2 separate regions of the Homo sapiens genome follow, and region 1 is linked to region 2. A link is an interaction called in ENCODE POLR2A ChIA-PET data of the cell type or tissue named here. Cell type or tissue: PC-3. All regions are shown on one strand.

What was found. ChIA-PET counts read pairs that join two places held together with the same protein. Peaks named below come from ENCODE experiments on the same cell type or tissue, not always from the same donor. Only the 100,000 strongest peaks of a DNase experiment are listed, where the experiment ranks them.
Region 1: POLR2A ChIA-PET joins it to region 2 with 5 read pairs; 2 of 35 experiments call an interaction of 5 or more read pairs at or near these places.

Annotation. Positions count from the first base shown.
Region 1 is chr2:218,907,864-218,910,363 of GRCh38, forward strand. The region is part of intron 3 of LINC01494 (long intergenic non-protein coding RNA 1494); the gene reads right to left. It overlaps LOC124906119 (a long non-coding RNA gene), which reads left to right and starts at 1,297. Exons shown (of 2, transcript XR_007088090.1): 1 at 1,297-1,586. RefSeq lists an enhancer at 992-1,161. In PC-3, no CTCF peak of the experiment used is centred here; no DNase peak of the experiment used is centred here; H3K4me3 peaks cover 1,056 bases.
Region 2 is chr2:218,777,464-218,779,963 of GRCh38, forward strand. No RefSeq gene overlaps it. Among named protein-coding and RNA genes, the nearest start is that of CYP27A1, 3.4 kb to the right of the region's middle. In PC-3, no CTCF peak of the experiment used is centred here; no DNase peak of the experiment used is centred here.

The DNA of each region.
Region 1 (2,500 bases), 130 kb after region 2:
TGCCTGTAATCCCAACACTTTTTGGGAGGCCGAGGTGGGCGGATCACCTGAGGTCAGGAGTTCGAGACCAGCCTGGCCAACATGGTGTAACCCCATTTCTAGTAAAAAAAATACAAAAAATGTAGCTGGGTATGGTGGTATGTGCCTGTAATCCCATCTACCCAGGAGGCTGGGGCAGGAGAATCGCCTGAACCCGACAGGCAGAGGTTGCAGTAAGCCGAGATCACGCCACTGCACTCCAGCCTGGGCAATAAGAGTGAAAACTTTGTCTCAAAAATAAATAAATAAGATTAGGGGGCTGGAGGCAAGGACCACATGGTGTCTGGCCAGACTTTACATTTCTTCCTCCATTCATTCACCATTCACTCTGGTTTATTAAGCACCTCCTGCACTTTGAACACTGTACAACACGTGAGAGGATAAAAGATTATTAACAGTAGCAGTTTCCATTTATTGAGAGCTTACTATGGAGTAGGCACTGAACACTCACGATAATTCTATGAAGTATTATTATTAACCCCATCTATCAGTTGAAGAAAAATGAGACCCAGAAAGGTTAAGCAAGTCATTTAAAGTCACAGAACAAACAAGGTTCCTGGATTTTCCTATGCACCTGTATCTGTGTGGACCCAAAGCCCCGGCACTTCACAATGAACTCCAGCGTCCTCTAGAAATCTAGGAACCGAAGGACTTCTTGACAAACTGCTCTACGACAGTAACGAGGCCTTAGAGCTGCAGCCAGACTGACTTCGAGTTTCGGCCGCATCCTTTTCTGTGACCCTCAGCAGGTTCCTTCACTCTTTTGAGCCTCAGTTTCCCCAATTGTATAACGAGGGTAAAAAACCACGCCTTTCTCTCAGGGTTATTGTGGGTATTCATTGAGAAGACGTGTGTGGAGCCCGGTGTCCGGCACCCAGTGAGAGCCTGGAACAATCATTAGGATGTCTGAGTCCTTATCACTCGTGCGCAGCACAACACGACCGTGGGCACAGGGTTGAAGGCGGTTCCCTACGCCTAGCCTCTCGATAGGAACCTTCAGGGACGGGTGGACTTAAAGGAGCCGGTGGCCTTAAGAGTCCAGTCGATGCTGCCACGTGATGGGCCTGGGGGAAAGCCCCGATCCCAAGCGCCAACAGAGCAGCCGACCTCAGCCAACCTCAACCAACACGTAGGCGAGGATGCCCAGGGTGAGCGCCAGCGGCGAGAAGACGCGCTATCGCGAGATCGGTGGGACCTACGCGTTTACAGGCCGGAAGTGAGGGGCGGGCCTAAGGGGGCGCGCTCCTTTTGAAACCTGAGACGGAGACCTGCGGAGGGCGAGGGCTGGTTGGAGGTCGCTGTCCTTTCTGGGAACCAAGCAGGGGTCGCAGGAGGGCGGGGATGGGTCAGCGGGGATCTCTGAGTGGGGTTCGGCTGAGAGAGGCCACAGTTTCATCTTTGGGAAGCTACCCTGGGCCGGCCACGCGCCGTGAGCCGGACTGGCGACGCCCCCCTGCCTCCACCGTGCTCCTTCACCCGAGAAATTCAGCTCAGCCCCAGCCTCTCGGCAACCTCCCTTTGGCTCCGCCTTTTAAAGGACCTTTACGGTAAATAACCCCGACGCTTAGGAGAGCTTCCTCTTCTGGGCCCTCAAACTTACCCAGGCCTCTTCTATGGACATGCAAGAGGTCTTAGCGACGTGTTCACACGATCACAGTTTAAAAAATATATATAAGTAGCAAAACTAAGGTATTTTAAACCAAATCTGTTCTTAACAGATTTAAAGATTTTAACTCTTAACAGGTTTAAAGAGACCACTGTCTTTTTCCACTGTGACTTTGCCTATCTGGAGGCATTGGAGTGGCTGTGAGCATTTTTAGGCATTTTGGAGTAGGGAATACACTGAGTTTGAGTTTATGTGGCTCGTGTGTATACTTACGTTTTTGCTAGCCTTCCAGGAATACCCCTAGTCCCCACTGTGCTGAATTACAAGCACAGTGACCTGAGTGTGTCAGAAGTCTTTTGGTCATAGATGTCCAGCATCAAAAAAATGGGGAGATATATTTGTCACAGTACAAGGTAATGTGAAGTTTCTTGATCGCTTATGGCTCATAACAAAAGGCTTGGTAGTTTCCTAAGTTTGACAGTCATCCTAAAATAAGGAGTTGGACAACTGGATCTTTTCTAAGCTAGCAGCGATAACAAATTTTGATCCACCATTAGAGAGAGGAATGACTCAATTATTTTCCTTTTCTCTCCATAGAATGACAAAAATGTTGTTAAAGAGGCCATGAAAGACTACACAGCCAAAAAATGTAGTGAGAAAGTGCTTAGCGATATGCCAGGCAGTTAATTTAACAAATAGTGTTTTTTCAATTTTTTGTGTGTGATGTTTTTGGTATGAGCTTTTTCAATTTTGTAGAGTGATGTAATTTCTTTTCTCATTTTAAATATTTATATTTGTACCTACTTTTGTATTTTAAATTTTCTATTCTTTTTCTTAACGAATACCATGAGATTA
Region 2 (2,500 bases):
AAGATGACTCAGGTCAGAGTAGGTGACCAGGAGTGACTCAGGACGGAGCAGGTGATAGAGGCTAGGAGGTGGTTGTTTACTGGAACTAGGGGCAAGGAGACGAAAACTTTAAAATGAAGAGCTGAACATAACTGATACATTGATTCTTTGGAGAGGATCTCAGAACTCATTGTACTTAACAATTTACAGGCTAAAACCTTTGAAGAGGAATTTATTATATCCTACACCAGGAAGCAGAAGTTGTAGTGACCCGAGATCGTGCCACTGCACTCCACCTGTCAGGGAAACATCTCAAGCATGAGGTCATGAAAGTCAAGGCCCCCAGCTGCTGCCCTTGGGCAACATGGGAGAGGTGAAATTTAACGTTTGCTTCTCCTCGTAGTGATTCCCCTCTGAAAATGTCCTAGCTTTTTGGTAAAGGAACGTGCACTGTCTGGTGTGTGGGTCTTGTGAACCCTGAGGAGGTGGAGTGGCAGGAGATGGGGGCTTTCTTCTTTCCCATTTCCTCCTGGTGTCCAGGGAAGATGCCCGTTCACCTTGGGAGGACTGAGACTCGGAGCTCCAGGTAAAACTGGTGGGCTAGGGGAGGTCCCCAAATGTTGGTGAGACCTTGACCCTGGCCAGTATCCAGGTTCTTGACACCACTGCAAGAAGGAATTCAAGGATGAGTCAGAAAATAGTGAAAATATGGAGATTTATTGCAGTGAAAAGTACACATTAAAGAAAGGGGAGTGTGGGCCGGCTCAAGAGAGGCAGTTGCACCAAGAGACAGTTGCACCATAGGGTTTAGAGTTACCATCTTTATGGGTTTCTTTAACCAAGGGGTGAATATTCATGAAGATTTCTGGAAAAAGGTAAAGATTTCTTGGAACTATGGTATCATCCTTTTTTTTTTTTTTTTTTTTTTTTTTTTTTTTTTTTTTTTTTTTTTTGTGACAGAGTCTCTCTCTGTAGCCCAGACTACAACCTCTGCCTCCCAGTCCCGGTTCAAGCAATTCTCCTGCCTCAGCCTCCTGAGTAGCTGGAATTACAGGCACGTGCCACCATGCCCAGCTAATTTTTGTATTTTTAGTAGAGATGGGGTTTTACCATGTTGGCCAGGCTGGTCTTGAACTCCTGACCTGGTGATCCGCCCACCTCGGCCTCCCAAAGTGCTGGGATCACAAGTGTGAGCCACTGTGCCCAGCTGGTGCCACTCATGTTTGCACCAAATATGGGTGCTCCTAGAACTGTCACAGCGCTGGTGGGTGTGTAATTTAATATGTTAATGAGTGTATAATGAGGTCCTAGGTGAAACCTAGGTCAAATCCAGTGCTGTGTTGGTTCCCATCAGTCTTAGCCAGCTTGGCCCACATCTTGATTTTCGGGGTCTTCTTGGCCCTTGCAGCTATTTTAACAGTTTCCTTTTGCTAGTTGTGTGAAGCTGCTGCCTGGAATTGTTTATTTCCCTGCAACCACCGTGTATTATTCCTGCCTAATTTGACTGCCCGCAGAGATTTTTATTCTTTATTTTTAAGGGTTGATGAGGGAGGGAGGAGGTCAGTGTTTTATATTTACTTTTTGTTGATTAGGGTCATTGGCCATGTCTAGTTAGGGCATGGAAATTCCTAGCTGCCTGTTTTAAGGGTCCCAAGGGTGGGTTATTAGGAGAGTCTGAATCCGAGGCAGGGATTGGTTGGAATTTTTGTATGACCATTATTTTGACATGGAACTGCCATAATCCAGAAGACACAAACTTTATAAGGAGGTTAAACAAGCAAGGACCAAAGATTAGTAGAAATTAGAGTTATTAAAGGTTCCAGGAAAGGTAGGAACTGTGTCACACTTAGTAGGTATTTTTTTGATGAGGTCCCAGATGGTTTGAGCAGTGTGCTTATTGAAATTATGTAGCCAGGTAGCATGTTGGTAAATCTTTTTGTTTGTTTGTTTGAGACGGAGTCTTGCTCTGTCACCCAGGCTGGAGTGCAGTGGCGTGATCTCGGCTCACTGCAAGTTCCGCCTCCCAGGTTCACGCCATTCTCCTGCCTCAGCCTCCCGAGTAGCTGGGACCACAGGCGCCCGCCACCACGCCCGGCTAATTTTTTGTATTTTTAATAGAGACAGGGTTTCACCGTGTTAGCCAGGATGGTCTCGATCTCCCGACCTCGTGATCCGCCCTCCTCGGCCTCCCAAAGTGCTGGGATTACAGGCTTGAGCCACCATGCCCGGCCGCGTGTTGGTAAATCTTTTGAGCTGGCAGTCTAATTAATCCTGAGTTGTTAATATAAAGAACAGGTGTGGTTTATTACTGTGTAAACCCCTTTGTTTAGCTAGAAGATAAAGCCTTCTGCTTTTTGATCATTTGAATGGCTTATGTTTTGGCCCTGTTAGGGCCTCATACAATGGCTTAGCAATTCTGCAAAATCCTGCTATACCCAGGAAAGTTCTTAGGTTTTTTTTTTGTTGTTGTTGTTGTTTATAGAGGTTTTACTTCTAAGTAAACTTTTGTTTGATGGACAAG